2 separate regions of the Homo sapiens genome follow, and region 2 is linked to region 1. A link is an interaction called in ENCODE POLR2A ChIA-PET data of the cell type or tissue named here. Cell type or tissue: PC-9. All regions are shown on one strand.

Region 1 (8,000 bases):
CTCAGTTACGAGTTCATACTTTTCAGCCTGCAGTATTTCACATATTTTCTCTAGCTCATTCAGCTTGTTCATTGTTGTTTGCAGAGAGCACTGAAGGTGTGCATTGTCGTTTTGACTTGTTGACAACTCATGAGGCCCTGAAATATACTTTTCTTCCGCATCTATTTCACAGTCTTTAAGGCCACTAATTTCTTGTGACTGCATGTCTTGCAAATTGCTGGTTTCAAGATCTCCTCTAATTGTCTGTAATTCATGCTGCAGGCACTCCTTCTCCTTCTCACTTTCCTGAAGTTTTAATTCCTTATTTCTTAGCATAGCTTCTAATTGCACCAACTGCGCATTATAACTATCTAGAGAAATTTCTTTAACTTCAAGATCCATCTGAGGTTTAAAATTACATTGATTTCTCTCACTCTCTCTTTCTTTCACAGAGTTCCTAATTGGTTCTGATTCTAGATTTTGACATTCATGTTTAGTCTTCATTACCTTCATCAGCTGTTCATTCTCTTGTAATAAGTCATTAACTTCCTTTTGCATTTTGTTTTGTTCTTCCTTTAAAGTCATGATTTCTTGCTTTAAACCACCAGCCTCGCTCTTAGAATTGTTTTGGTTATCTGTCATCTCAGATCTCAGAGCTTGCTGCACTGTCTCCAACTCTAGCATCAGATTCTGATTTCTTTCTTCAGCAAATGCTAATTTTGTTAAGAATTCTTGGTGTTCCTTTGCAAATGCTTCCTTTAGCTGTTCCAACTCATTTTTCCTATTTTCACAAAGACTAGTGCATTCATTTAGCAAGCATTCTAATTTAGAATTCTTTTCCTGTGCTGCTTTGTATTTTTGACTAAGATCCTCATATGCATTTCCGGTTTCTTCACATCTTTGTAGTAAAATAAGTTTTTCTTGCTTGTACTGATCAGATAACTCTGAAATGCTTTTCTCCCTTTCATCTATATAGTTTGCAAAACTCTCACTTTTCTGGATTAAGTTCATCTTCTCTTGATTTAAGGATGCATTAATTTCCTTAAGAGTCCCATTCTCTTGGGTCAGCTCTTCAATTTCCCTTTTATTTAGAGAAATGATGGAACTCATTTCTTTCTTCTCCAAGCTTAGGGTTTCGGATAAAAGTTGTAGCTCCTTTAGAGAGTCTTCAAGTAGATGGTTGCTCTTTTTTAATTCTTGAATCTCTGCCTGCTCAGTTTCTACCTTATCATTTAAAAGTTGCAGCTCTTTTTCCTTGTTCTCAAGGGCACTTAAGGTTTCAGCAACAACATTCTGGTGAGCAGAAGTGTCTTCCTGTAACTTACTAATGCGCTGACTTGTTTCAGCCACAAAACTTTGATGCATCTGTTCTGCTTTCATGAGATTTTCTTCTATTTCTCCTTTGATTTGCACCAACTCTTCACACTGCTTTTGCAGGTCTGAGTTCATCTGTTTTTGAGACTCTAATGAAAATTCAAGTGAATCAACTCTATTTTGTAGGATGGCAGAATTTTTCGGACTTTGGTCTGCTTCTAAACGACATTCACTCCTCTCTGAAGGCATGCTTCCTTGTTCTCCAATTATATTTGCAAAGGAATGATGCATGGCAGGCTGCTGATCAAAAGCCAAAAGACTTCTCTGATGATCTTCATTTGTCACCAGAGAAGCATCTTTGGATTTTAGCAGATCCCTGAGGCTCTCATATTCGGCATGCAAGTCTTGGTAACACCGGTCTTTGTCCATTATTTCATTTGACAGTAACTGAAGCTTGTGTTCTAGATCTTCAACTTGCCCAGTAAGCTGAGAAGTCTTCAAACACATATTTTCTATTTCCTTCTGATGTTTCTGATCTGAGAACTCAGCTTTCTGCTGTAGCTCCATATAAGCTAGTTTCTGGGTCTCTACCTCCACTGACTTACTGTCTAACACGTTGTGAAGGTTTCTGATCTCGACACTTAGGTTTTCTCTGTCCATCTCCAGCGTTCTTACTCTCTCGTTGTATTCATGACTTTTTATTTGCTGTGTCTTCAGACAAGTTTCCAAGTGATTAATTTTACTCTGCAAGTTTTCCTTTTCTGATTCCATCTGAGTTAAAAGTTTTTCGTTTTCACTTTTCCAACAAGAAAACAGAGTTTTCTCTTCTTTCAATTCTTCATATTCTTTCTTTTTTAACTCTAAAGCACTCAGCAAGGCTTTGGACTCTTTCTCTGTCTTGCTTAACTTATCATTAAGTTGTTCAATGTGATGTTCTCTTTTCTTCAAAAGGTCTTGAGAACAATCTCGCTGCTTTTCCAGATCAGCCACAGCAAGCTTCAGTTTTTCTAAAGTCAAGGAGTTTTCTTGCTGATTTATTTTTTCTTGAAGATCTCTTAACATGGTTTCCTGAGAGGTATTCTTCGCTATTTAAAAATAAATAAAAGTCGTCAATGTTTGTAATAAATGTTTATTCTACAGAAACGCTAACCCCTCCCCCCGCCCCCTGGCAAAATCCAAACAAACTAACAACTACTCAAGCCCTGGAAAAACTGGCATTATTGCCTGGGTACCTCCTAGAAAGTGGATCACTTGGTAATTATCTTATATAAAAATGAGAAAAATGGTTATCTTAAGGAGAGTAACACATTTGTTCATCTTCTTTCTAGCAGCTTAAGAACATGTTATTGAATAAAATACCAAGGGATGATTTTCCTAAGCACTGTTTCTTTTCTTTGTATGTGTTTACATATGTGTATATTTTTACCATCTTTTCAAATATTTATTCCAAGAGAGAAAACTGGGACAAGAACAGCACTGAAATGGGAACATCCCACTTTATTGTAGAGTAATTCTGATGTCTCAGAAAAGTAAATAAGTACTCCACCATTTTAGCTAAAACATCCACAGGATTAGACTTAAGTAGAAAAGAGTAAATGATGCCATATATCAGTAATTCTCAAGGCCTATATGTGAATATTCCTGAGGAACATTATCACCCCCATCCCAGCCCCTCATAGTAAGGGTGGCAGTGTCTATGAATGTCACAGTCATTTGGAAGCTTCTTCAAACTCCGTTACCCCCTGTCTTCTGCCTAATGACTCATCTATACATACTGGCCCCTCCTGGTTGGGAATAACCACGATGTTTTCATTAAACAGTGATAAGAAGGCTTCATGTTGCTCAAGTATGTTGGGGGAGATTGAAAGTTGAGAACCTCCACAGTAGATGATAAAGGTAACATGTATTACAATCTCAGACATCATATCAAGTGGAAAGCAGTACGAACTTCTAAGCTGTCAATCTCAATCTACCTACTTATAGTTAAGGGCTTATGTAGACAGCACCACAAGGGCTTCATCCCACTTTGCTGTGAGCAACTCAAACAATCACCTGGGTGATCAACACTGAAAAATGCCCCAACTGTTCCTTTTCTTACAGTTTCCCTTCAAGAAAGCTGAAAACTGACATTTCTATCTGCTGCTGTGGAAAAACTAAAAGCTGTCTTGGGAAGATTGGGTTTTTGTTTTGTTTTATTTTTTTGAGATGGAGTCTCGCTCTGTCGCCCTGGCTGGAGTGCAGTGGCGCAATCTCCGCCTCCTGGGTTCATGCCATTCTCCTGCCTCAGCCTCCAGAGTAGCTGGGACTACAGGCACCCGCCACCACACCAAGATTGGGGTTTTAAAAAAATAGTCACAGAGAAGTGTGACACACATTCCACAGGACAGAGTTCAAAGAAATTCTAGATATGCAAACACCCCAGGTGAGAAAATAAAGGGTATGTAGAAGACATCCGGCACAAACATACAAATATGAAACCAAGAGTGGATTCATTTGATGTGTAGAGCAGAATTCTTTGGCTTTAAAATAAGAAAATAAAATCATTCAGTCAAGTAAGTCATCAAAAAACAATGGTCATTAGGAGCTTGGAAAACATGCATTTAATATAGGGTTTTTCCATTATAAGGGAAATGGTAATGAGTCAGGAGATGAGCTGTCTGGATGTAACTAACAAGCACACTAGAGACACAGAGAATAGCACTCGGGGGTGAGAGACAGCACTGACAATTTAGCTTTGTGTGGAAAATATTTACCCTTCTGATTTCAAAGTGCTGAGCATCAGGCGTTTGGGACTCAATATGTTCCAATTAAAAAAAGTCCCACTCTCACTCTGGAAACTAAAAACTAGAAGAGGGAAAACTCTTCCACATCAACTGCGCACATCTTTTTGAGGGAATATATGAAAAAAAATCCAAAGAGTTTCTCTAATATGTTAATGCCATCCATCCCCTCTCACGGGAATAGCAGCTTAGAAAGGTAACTCTAAAATACTAAGTTTACTTACCTTTCATTTCTTCTGCAAAATTCTGGCTCTGATTTAAACACTGTTTGATGTTCTTGAGTTCTGCCTCCAGGTGGCAGACTTCTCTGGCCTTTTGCTCAGAGTGACTCTTAAGGAGGTTGTTTTCCTTCTTCATTTCCTAAAACACACATTTTAATTGGTTATAGCCAAAACGAATGCTCAAGTAAGTTATGACTTCTGCCTTAATAAAGGTCCCTAGCAGAACTGTTTGTGTATCTCACTAGGGAAAGAATCACAATTTCCCCGTTTGAGTACCTAATGAAGTCAGACATTCTTACTTAAATAATGTTATGAACAGAAGACAACAGCATCAAACCCAAATCTGAAGATAATTTTTTCTTTCAAGAAGTTTCATTGAACTTTCTCATTGTTCATACGCCTATTAAAGAGTAAGCTCAAAAGGAAAATCCTATCTACAAGATCCTCAAGACAAAACCTCCAAGTTCCTATCACACCTGAATGGCCAAATATACCTTTGCAAACATTTGATTTGTTAATAAACCAAAAAAAAAAAAAAATCTCAGCACATATGTTTACTTTTCATTGCAAAACCATCTTAAGGTTTGCTGTTACAGGAATGATTCTGTGGGAAAAATTACCTTCAATAAATGCTTATCAAGAAAACCAACAATATTCAAGATGCTGGAATGTGCATTACAAAAAATGCAAATATAAATAAGACAGAGTCTCTGCCCTTGGGGCAGACATCCTCCAGTGGGGGAAGATGTGATACTAATCATTTAATACACAATAGGATATGCTAAATACTAAAGAGACATTGAGTGTGCTATGGGAAATCAGAGGGCTGGAACACAGAGGAAGAATTAATTCTAGCTTCTGAGCTTTCACAGTGAAAACAGGTTCTTTGGGCATCTGATTGAAGAGACATCCACGCAACAGCATGCAATAAAGTAACACAGGTACATGTGTAGTTCCATTCTACTACTAGGGAGGCCTATATGTTCTGAATCTTAAAAGCAAGCAATATTTACATGCCAAAGAAAAACTTTTTTGCTTATTAACCACATAAGACTCACATAACAAACAAGTATCTCAACCTATACTGTATGCCACCCTTTGGACCACAGGGAATTGGCATAAATCATTACAAGCTAAGAGAACCAAGCACCTCACATCCTCAAGCGGGGAAAAATCATATAAAGCTAACTTTTTTCTAAACTGCATTTCAAACCTACCAAAATTACCCCTTTGTGAAGTAGAGGAAAAATTCTGAATCTTAAAGAAACAATTAAGACCCATCCTCCAAAACCCTACTGCACTGTTAGAAAACAGATGGCCGTGGCAATACTGTGTTGGAAGGCTGCCTTCAATTATCAGTCTGGTTACTACCAGCAGATGGGTACCGATGTAGCAAAGCCAAATTCAAGAAGAGGGAGAATCTGGCTAGTAGAAAGTACTTGAAAACTTGCTGGCAGCTGCTCCGTTCATGTATATGCGTTCATTTCATCATTAAAATAAGACAGAACCTGTTGTAGTTATTATACTCCCATCTACCGTGTCCTGATCCTGCTTCCCTGCTGCTAAACTGACACTCTATCGAATTAAGATATCAATCAGAACTAAAGGGCAGCTCCAACCGATCTCAAGATTGATAGGCTAACATTCACACTAGTCAGTGTTAAACTTTGCAAAGCACGATCATTAAGGTGCAACAATGTTATTGATTTAAATTAGCATCATTAAATTATGGAACGTATAATGACTGGTTTGTTCTTCAGACTCAGAATAATCACCCCTCAAATGAGATCACAGATGTGAAAGGACAAACATCTTAAAGCACTTTGACAGGGGCAATGTAGCATTATTAGTAGTATTTCCTCCCAAAATTTAACAGTAGCCAGATCTCTGTAATCAATGCTAAGATCAGCTGAATGAGGTCAACATAGAAGAGGAACTAGAATGTAATTACCTGGGTCGACTTAGCATTTTTATTTTGCAAATGAAAAAATATTTTCTTACTCTAAAAAAAAAATTTTTTAATCAAATCAAATGACACCTGCATCTGGAGGCTTGACAAGAAAGCTGGAAAGACACTGTGCAAAACTAGGTGCGTCCCAATAGGAAGGAAGGAAAAAAGAAGAGAGAGAGGGCACCAGGGAAAGATGGGGAATTTTATGTTTATGTGTTTGTTGGTCTCGATCCATGTCTGTCCATAACTGGAGACATTTAAATGAATAGTAAGCTCAATGGAAAGATTAACATGACTTTCTCTATTCTGGCATTAGCTCCGTAAATATTTGTGTCTAACGAAGAAATGTTCAGCCAATCCTGGGACCCAGCAGGCTTATAATGCTATGGCTATGACCAACCCAAGAATTTTAAAAGGCCAGAATTTAGAAAATGAACATCTGAAAATGGATGTGCAAGCTGCCATCCATCAGCAATTAGTTTTCCACGAGGCTACAGCCACTTAAGACTTGATTGGGTATCTCATTATCAACAATGAGTTAAGCATACAAAGATACATTTTCCTAGGCATCTCCTGCATCCTCACATGATTTGCAAAATTGGGTACTATGCTGGAAAAGCACAACAAAAATCCCTATAACCACAAGCCAGCATTAGAGCTTAGCAAGCAATTCCACCCAGATCAACTTCGCTTTAGGAGCAGCAAGGGAGGCATCATTTCCTAGGGCCAGACAAAACAAATTTCAGCTACTGTGTGGCATTTCATGATCCCATCCATGAATATAGCTTAATACGTCCCCTGCTGGGCGAAGCCTATATACTTGGATAAGGGATGGATGCAAAGAATGTGTTTTTCCCTTTCCTCCTCATCTCTCTTGCTTGCCAGAGCCAGCTCCTTAGAGGACCTAGTGTAATACAGATCCCTATGCTTGGAAAGGTCCCCAGGCAAGTGTTCCCTCATCTTGACTGTCAAACGATGGTATTTTATTGCCTAACCCCAATGCTATGGGGCTGGCACTGGATAGTGGACGAGCAGCTTATCTAAACCCTCCATTCACTTTGATACTAAATGTTAACTTTACCCTTGATTGGGCCATTAAATCACATTTCCAGTACTGATAATTTCTCATTGTGAGCAGCATGTTTACTAAACACAGACAAGGAAAATTTCAGTACAACTGTCACATTATTTCGGCATCCAAAACCTATAAGCGTCCTAAATTTGTTAGTGCTTACATATAATTAGACACAGAAAGATACCCAGAGTGACACAGTAATAGAACAGGCAAAATTATAAATATGAGAAATCTCAAGTGCACTGTCCCCTGATCACACTTTCTGTGCCTGTAGGTGACAGCAAACAATGCTAACATCAAAAGGTCATGGCAGTGATGAAGACCAAGGCAATGGGCAGGTGTTGGACTGCAATAACTGACTGAGCACTTATGTGCTGGGCACTGGGCTAAGCACTTTACATACAATATTTAACTTAACCAAGAATACAGCCTTGAAAAGGCAGGAGAATGATTTGTCCCTATATGCAGATGAGGAAAGTCAGACTGAGAAAGGGTAAGCCACTGTCTAAAGGTCACATTGTGGTAGGTGGCAGAAAAGCAACACAATCTCAGATCTCACTCACTCTAAAGCCACTACCATTTTCCCACTAAGTTACACCACCACTCTAACTGGGTTCATCAGTTATCTGGTCCCAATCCCAATGCAAAACACAAGAGCCAGCCAAACTCTTTGAAATCTT
Region 2 (8,000 bases), 960 kb before region 1:
ATATGCCAAGAGAGCAAAAAAAAAAAAAAAAATCACATCTCCTAAATTTAAGTATATTAAAACCAGGTAAAATAAAAAACATCTTTTTTTTGTTTTCCTCTTTTTTGGTAGAGGTGGGGTTTCACCATGTTGCCCAGGCTAGTCTTCAACTCCTGGGCTAAACCAATCCACCTGCCTTGGCCTCCTAAACTGCTAGGATTTATAGGCATGAGCCACCACGACCAGCTCAAAGAAATCTTTAAAAGACAATCATAATTTCTTCAGTCATTAAACTTTTCTAGTACTTCTTTTAGTATATTTTTCTCACATAAACACTGCGTTTTCATTCTTTTAATGAAAATAACACACAGAGCCAAGTTCCTTACCAGTATAATGAAATCATTTTACCTGATACAAGATGCTTCTCTGATAGCATGATTTTTGTTACGGGACTTCGGTGAACTGTGAAAGTCTGAAAAAGCTGAGGACCTGACCCAACTGTCTCTGGGTGTTGTACAATCACTCGTACTGCTCCAGAGCTCGTACCATAGGCGATCTCGATCCAGTTACCACTGACACCTATATAAAGTCAAGAGTTGACAGGTGATACATTATGGAACGATAATAAAAAAGCTACCCTCGCAAAGCTTCCCTATGATAAAATAGGCAGAGCTGGATTCACTGTTTATATCAGCCCCAAATCCAGTTCAGTAAAAAAAAAAATCTTAAGACTTCTCCGGTCATCTTAAAATCATTATTTCCTTGATAAATCTTTTCCTAACCCTCACTCCAAGACGTAACTATTCACCTCCTGCCTTGCACTATTAGGTTCTATCACAGTAATTATAACACACTAATTCTGTACTTATTTCTATGTCTAGCTACTTCTATTCCTTATTGACAAAGACTGAATCATAATCATCTTTTTATCTGTCACCTCACAGAGTGCCTGAGACACCGCAGGTACTCAACATAGTTTAAAGAATTCATAAATCTGCCATGCCAAGAACACTACTGAAACAGCATAGTATTCCAAAAGCAATATTCCTTATTATGTCTAGCCTAGAATTACCATCTGCTTTACTTAAACTACAATACTAAATCATTCTCAAATAATCAAGCATTAAATATACTATTTAAGTTTCAAAACACTGTGCTAGGGAATAAACATACCCATTACATTGCTTACATCATACTTAAAATATGTTGTTTCTTCTAATCATCTAAGGTTCAGCTGTGTCTTTTGTTTTCTTTTTTTCAAAAAGTGCCCAGACCCCATTGCAAATTTAGATAGGAAAAAATTCAGTGACCTATACTCTTAAAAGCTTCATGGATAGAGAACATCTTAGCTTTACTGGCTGTTCTAGTTTTACTAACTGATTCATCTGAAAATACTTGAATCAAAGGAAAAAAAGCATGTCATGAAAAACACCTCCTAGAACCAGAAAGATGACTCCATTTTTCATGCCTTAAAATCCCCCTGCCACTACAAAAGAAGTGCTTTGATTTGTAAAACTTTCCCAGTTTTATGCCTGCCTTTTAACTAGATTTAAAAAAAAAATCCACAGCTCATTCTAGAGCAGGGGTTGGTACACTTTCCGTAAGGGGCCAAGTAGTAAACATTTTAAACTCTGCATGCCACACTGTCTCTGTCACAACCTCTCAATTCTGTCATTGTGGCATAAAAACATCCAAAGACAGTGGTATCAAAAAGAGCCAGCTTGGCTAGAAATCCGTGGTTTACTAAACCCTATTTCTAGAGCAATACAATTTAAGTCCTACTATGGTTTCAGTCAAATTCATAGGTATACTCTTGAATATTTCTTTCATACTAAAAATTATGGTTTCTTTTAATAACTTAAATGAAATGATGACTTATATAAGTAGCACATCCAAACCTATTAGTATTACTGAATACAAATTGTTTCTTAGAACTCCTTTCATTACAGATAAATTTTAAATTTCCCATTTGTGCTTATCTTTTACTCCAGAATACAAAAATTCTTACTACTTTACAGAACTAGTCTGTTACTTTTATTGCAATGGCCTCTAAAATGCACTGAAAGTTATAAAATGCCTTTTTTCTACAGCTTAAATTTTTAAATTCCCAAGAAAATAAGCTTAGTTTCCAGCAGTAGTCTAAGAACTTTTTATTTTTTAAAAAGCTCCTAATTTTTAAGTGAAAAATTAGTTATTTTAATAGGAAGACAAATGTGCAGAATTTTTTTTTTTTTTGAAATTTCAGCTAACATTATAATAATATGGCTCAACAAATGCAATTCAGCGTAAGGGGAGTTCCAATTTTCCACCTCAAATTATGTTTGTTTACTGGTCATGTTTGACTTCAGTATAAAACTGAATACAAATTTTAGACTTAGTAGAGATGAAATCCTTAGGCACTGCAGTTCTCAAAAAGAAATAAACCAGTTTAATTTGACCTAGTCACATAATAAACTAATGAATAAAAAGATAAAAAGTCAAGAATGTATATAATTGGCCATGTACTAACTTGTTTTGGGTGTGAGGTAAACACTCAGAGCAGTAATAGCATCATTTGAAGGATCATGATACAGTTCAGTTACAAGAAGATCATTATCTTTCATTCGCAAGGGGAACTTCTGCATATCTAAAACATAAAAATTTTAAACAGCATTAAAATAAATAGCATATCTATTTAAAACTGAAAGGTAATGTTTTCTTGTTCTCATTTAAAAAATTACATTAAGCAGGAGCATTTTAAGTGACTGAACACTTACCTATGTAATATATTGATCCATTGTTACATCCAAGCAGAAGGAATGATCCAGCAGTGTCATAACTAGTTATAGGAACAACATCTTGAACCTGATGTAGTGAGAGTATTATCAGATGTTAGATAGTAATTATAATTTCTATTTTCTGGTCAATTTCCTCAAAACTTTGATTCTTCTGGTAAAGAGGCAACCAATATCCAATTTTAGTAGGGCTTAGGAAATAAACTTTCTTTAGGTGCACGCGTGCACACACATATACACAAACATGCTACAGAGGAGAACCATCAATATACTTCCTTCAAAATATTTTTTTTAAATTGTATTTCCCACAGCAGTACTTTCCTTTCTCAATTTCGATTGGTTGTCTCCTCTTTTTTTGCATGTGATCACTAGATTGCAGCCCACTAGAACTGGAAGGCCGAGTCTGACCAGGTCCCTCTCTTTTCCCTTTCTCATACAAGAGATTAAATGACCTGTCCAAAGTTACACAGTAAGCAAGTGACAGAATCAGAACTAGTAAACAAAGCAACTGATTTCCAGAAAGTACTTGCTCCCTTGATAATTTATTATTTCTCTGAAAAGGTGGTATTCTCTATTTTTCATTCTCCTTGCTAAAGGTTACTTCTTTTCTAGGAAATGGCAAGGGAAACAAAGTCTCATTTGTATTTATTTTTTTAAAGTATAGGAATAAAAAAATTAGTTTTTCCAGGAAAATCAATCTAGTTTACAAATTAATACCTTCCCATATTTGTGCTAAAAGAAACCTGCCGAGGCAGGCAGATCACCAGAGGTCAGGAATTCGAAATCAGCCTAGCTAACACGGTGAAACCCTGTCTCTACTAAATATACAAAATTAGCTGGGCGTAGTGGCGCATGCCAGTAATCCCGGCTGCTCGGGAGGCTGAGGCAGGAGAATTGCTCGAACCTGGGAGGCAGAGGTTGCGGTGAGCGGGGATTGTGCCACTGCACTCCAGCCTGGGCAACAGAGTGAGACTTGGTATCCAAAAAAAAAAAAAAATGTGTTTGCTAGGATAGTTGCAATACTATTTTACTAGAGTGATATTCTACTATTCATCAAAATGAATCTTCCCTGTTTACAGCCAGGCCAGACAAGCCTGTTAAGCTTCTTCACAGATGACATTTGAATTACTAAGACACCAAGTTTTGCATACAAGTCTAAAAGATTTCCAATAATTTAAAAGTTAAAAATGTTAAGGGACTTTTACTTTTCATATACTATACCTGGCTTTCATTTGAAAAGTTAAAATCTAAACATTATCTGCTTAACATTTAAGTACTTTTTATGTACCACATATTATCCAAGAAAACAAACAATGAACTAGAGATAAGGGATGTGAGGTATCCCCTTGCTCTCTAGGAGCTGGTAACTTGTGAGAAAGAAAAATAACAGACAATTATAGTGTGACAGGCACTAAAATAGACTACAATACAATCACAGGAGAGAGGGGAAGAACTGCCATCTCAGTGCTGGTGGGTGAAGAGCAAAGATCAAGGAAGGTTCACAGAGGAAGTGAAGCTTGAAGACTGAAGTCAACTATGAGTTAGGTAGGGCAAGGGGAAAGGGAATATCTGAAGAGCAAGTAAAAAAAGCACAGAATCTAGGTTCATTCTAATTAAAAACAGAAATAACTAAAACTTGGAAATAATCATTCCTCTAAGCTCTTCCTGTATATAATCCTAATTTCTGTACCCTCTCAATGTCATGCAGTTATGAGTTACACAAGAAATATCTCAAAGAACTCAATCATCATGCCCTATCCTGAGGTCAGGCTTTTAATTAAAGCCAATGCCAAAACATTTTATACCAGGAAAACATTGAGTACTTTTCAGTGATATCAGTAAAGATGTCTAAAGGATGGAGGGGAGACTGCTTTACACACCACTAACCAATTTTCTTACTCAAGTTAGCTAAATCATTTTAGTTCTAGCACTAAAGGAAAGGGCTTCAACTCCTGCCCCAGATTCTTCATGGCAGGAAAATGGGGACAGATAAGGCCATGAGATTCTTCTCCCTTTGGATACATTCTTTTTTTTTTTTTTTTTTCAATGAAAGAGCAGCAGGAGCCTAGCGCTTCCCAAGGCACAAAGGCAAACATTTTTACCATTTATTCTCTGGGAGGATGGGCTCTAGGATTAAAGCCTTGCTACTTCTCCTTCTGTAACCTTTAATCATGATCTGCCTTTCTTTCCATGTCTACCCCTCCATACGGGAAAACAGAGAAAGCAGAGGATAAGCAGAGTTACAGTGAGTTACAACTGCTGAGTTCTTCTCTCCCAGCACAAGCAAGGAAGCAGCCACTGTGTGGCCTCCTCTTCTTCGTCCTAACAACTTCATGGCAAGAATCCAAGAAACCATACTGATTAGTATGCATGGTTCAGTCATGTGGTCACAAATATAAAATGGAAGTGGATTTTTCTCTTATAAGGTAGCACACAGTGATTACCACTAATTTCTACATGTAAATTTAAATTTACAGTTTTAAAATACCAGTCTATCTTCCCATATAAGGCCCCTAGAATCTTTTAACTACAATCTCTATACCTGTAAACTTATCATTATTTTTTACAGGATGTTTTAACCTTCGTCCATTACTTTTTAAATAATCACTTATCTAAATTTACCATCGTATTTACCAACATCTTTCCTAATCACTGCTTAATGCATTCCATTTCTTCCCCTTCAAATATAACGTTCTTCTCAAAAGGCATTTTTCTTTAGTAGTCCTTTCAAAAATTCTCTCTGAAAAAAAACCCTTCTCATTCAGGTTTGAATGATAGTTTTGCTGTGTATGAAAACCTAGGCTGAAAGTTACTTTCTCTACCATTTGGAGAATGCCCGTTGTCGTCTTCTGGTGTCTACTACTGGTGATGAGAAATCTGATCAAAGTCTAATGACAGGCAAACTGTCACTATTCTATGAATACTTTTTATCATAATTTATCTTTTATTATAGCACATTTAAACATTCAGGCTGCCAAGACTTGGTACATTTCTTTAATCAATAAATTCATGCCCATTTTCATTTCTCCAAAATGTTAGCAGTTGTTATCTTTTTCAATATGGCTCCTCTAGTCTGTTCCTATCTGAAATGCTTTCTCACTTTTTCCTTCTTTTTCATATTTTCTATCTCACTCTTGGCTCAACTGGAAATGATTTTCTCAGACGTGTCTGTCAATTTACTAATTTTCTTTTAGCTGCGCTTCTATTTAACCATTAAATAAAATTAAAAATTTTTTTTCAATGACCTTTTAATTTTCAGTATTTTATTTCCCTCCATTTTCTGATTTGTCCTATTCCTTCAATACAGCAGCTTTCTAATTGTTCCATTATTTCCAATTTGGGGATTGCAAATTTTTTCTTGTTTAATGACTTTTCGTTATTTGTTTCCATGTGAAGTTTATAAGTTTTGGGAGGTTATTTTAGCAGAAATTACTCTTTCTACAGGATTCTTGTGTGCTCTCTTCTGAGAAAGTGTTCTAACTGGTGTCATATCTGTATCTAGAAATGTCAATAGTCCTAGATCAGTTTCTCAAATTGGAGTTCTCATAGAACAAAGGCAAGTCTTTGTGCTTCAATTCACTCCTAATTTGAATATGTTGGTTTCAATTTCTAATGGTTTCCTCTTGCATCTCCTTTTCCCATTCCAAGACACCAAACACACATCAAACTTTCTTGTTCCAAGATTACTGGGCAAACTTTTCCCAGTCTTCTCAGGGACTGAGAAACTTAAAACTTCAGATTTTTGTAGGAGGCTCAATTTCTACTGTCCCATGAAATCATGCCTCCTACTTTTGCTAAAATCCCAGATCCCAGAGCCTTTACTTTGGTATGTGGTATGAAAGTGTGTATAAACAAACTAGTCAATTAACTTAATACTTAGTATAAACAATATACATTGTTTCAATATTTGTATCTAGTATTTCTATATATAAATTTAGAAAGTCTAAATCTAAGTAAGTATCTCATATTTCTTACTATAAATTCTGTAAGTAAGCAAACAGACCACAGTTAAGACAGCAGTCAAGACAATACTGAAAAGTCAATCCCCTCTCTCCCCAACAAAATGTGGGCCTAGGATTCCTAGGATGCCTGCCTTATTCCTATTCCTAATATGCAGAGGTCTGTAAACCTATCACACACACAGAAAAAGTGTGCTTCTAACATCAGTGCTACAGGTGCCTCACAACAGGAAAGAGAGAAGCTAAATCAAACAAGTCTCCCAAATTCTTGTCCAGCCTAGCCCATCAGACCACAGAAATTCACTTTGAATTCTTGTTCCCAGAACCAATATTTCCTCCCCAAACTCAGCCTCCACTGTGTATTTAGAGGCTAGGCTATCACTCAGATGGTACTATGGCTGAAGATCTCTTATTTCTCAGAATACACACAGAGTTATCTGATTCTTTAGGAAGTAAAGTACATAATGCCTTTCTAGAGCCAACTTCCAAAGCTGTCTACGTTGATATGAGAATGAAACATGTATAACCTATGTTTCCAATATAAATCTAAATTTAAAATATCAACTTGGGAAGCAGTGCCTAAAAATTGCTATTAGGCTATGTAACAGCCTAGGCTACCTATTTGACAATACCAATTAATTCCTTATTAATATTCTTTTGTAACGTAATTCTGTGTGTGTGGGCGAGGGGGTGGAATTAAACAAAAAAAGGAAACAAGAAACTGAAACATTTCTTTTTTTTTTTTTTTACTTTTCTTACCCAAATCAGAGTCAACGCTTTTATAACATTTTCATTAATATTTTATTGAAACTGTCCTGATGATTTTGCAAAAAACTTTTAAGATTACATACAAACCTGGTTCATTTGACTCAAATACTTAAAATCTACCTTGATTATGTAACTAAAGAACTACATGGGATCCCAGGTCTACTGCAAATGTACGATTAATCTCTGCAGTATTTGATAATATTCTTCAACGTCTTTCTCTTTACTCCTTCCTTACCCTTCTGTCACAGAGAAAGAAATGTCTCTACTCCCTGTTGGGTCAAACCTTTCTAGCTGTGCTGTAGATCCCATATACACTCTTGACTTTTATGGGACCGGAAATAATCTCCATTCTTTCAGTCTTCAGGTCCTTCTGGCAACTCTCCTCTCTAGCTACAAGTGTGCTCAAGCCTGTCCTAACCTAGAGGAAAAATAAAGCACCAATTATCTTTTTTTTCAAACCAGCCTTGATCCTTAAGCTATCACTTGGATTCTCTGCTTTCCTTCACCACCAAACTTCTTG

Evidence for each region. ChIA-PET counts read pairs that join two places held together with the same protein. Peaks named below come from ENCODE experiments on the same cell type or tissue, not always from the same donor. Only the 100,000 strongest peaks of a DNase experiment are listed, where the experiment ranks them.
Region 2: POLR2A ChIA-PET joins it to region 1 with 10 read pairs; 2 of 35 experiments call an interaction of 5 or more read pairs at or near these places.

Annotation. Positions count from the first base shown.
Region 1 is chr1:214,634,299-214,642,298 of GRCh38, reverse strand. It overlaps CENPF (centromere protein F), which reads right to left. Exons shown (of 20, transcript NM_016343.4): 11 at 4,298-4,433; 12 at 1-2,378. Among named protein-coding and RNA genes, the nearest start is that of CENPF, 35 kb to the right of the region's middle. In PC-9, CTCF peaks have their summits at 4,159 and 4,358 (motif pointing right); a DNase peak (open chromatin) is centred at 4,918; H3K27ac peaks cover 507 bases.
Region 2 is chr1:215,596,690-215,604,689 of GRCh38, reverse strand. It overlaps KCTD3 (potassium channel tetramerization domain containing 3), which reads right to left. Exons shown (of 18, transcript NM_016121.5): 11 at 2,736-2,823; 12 at 2,489-2,605; 13 at 388-558. Among named protein-coding and RNA genes, the nearest start is that of KCTD3, 33 kb to the right of the region's middle. In PC-9, no CTCF peak of the experiment used is centred here; no DNase peak of the experiment used is centred here; H3K27ac peaks cover 1,834 bases.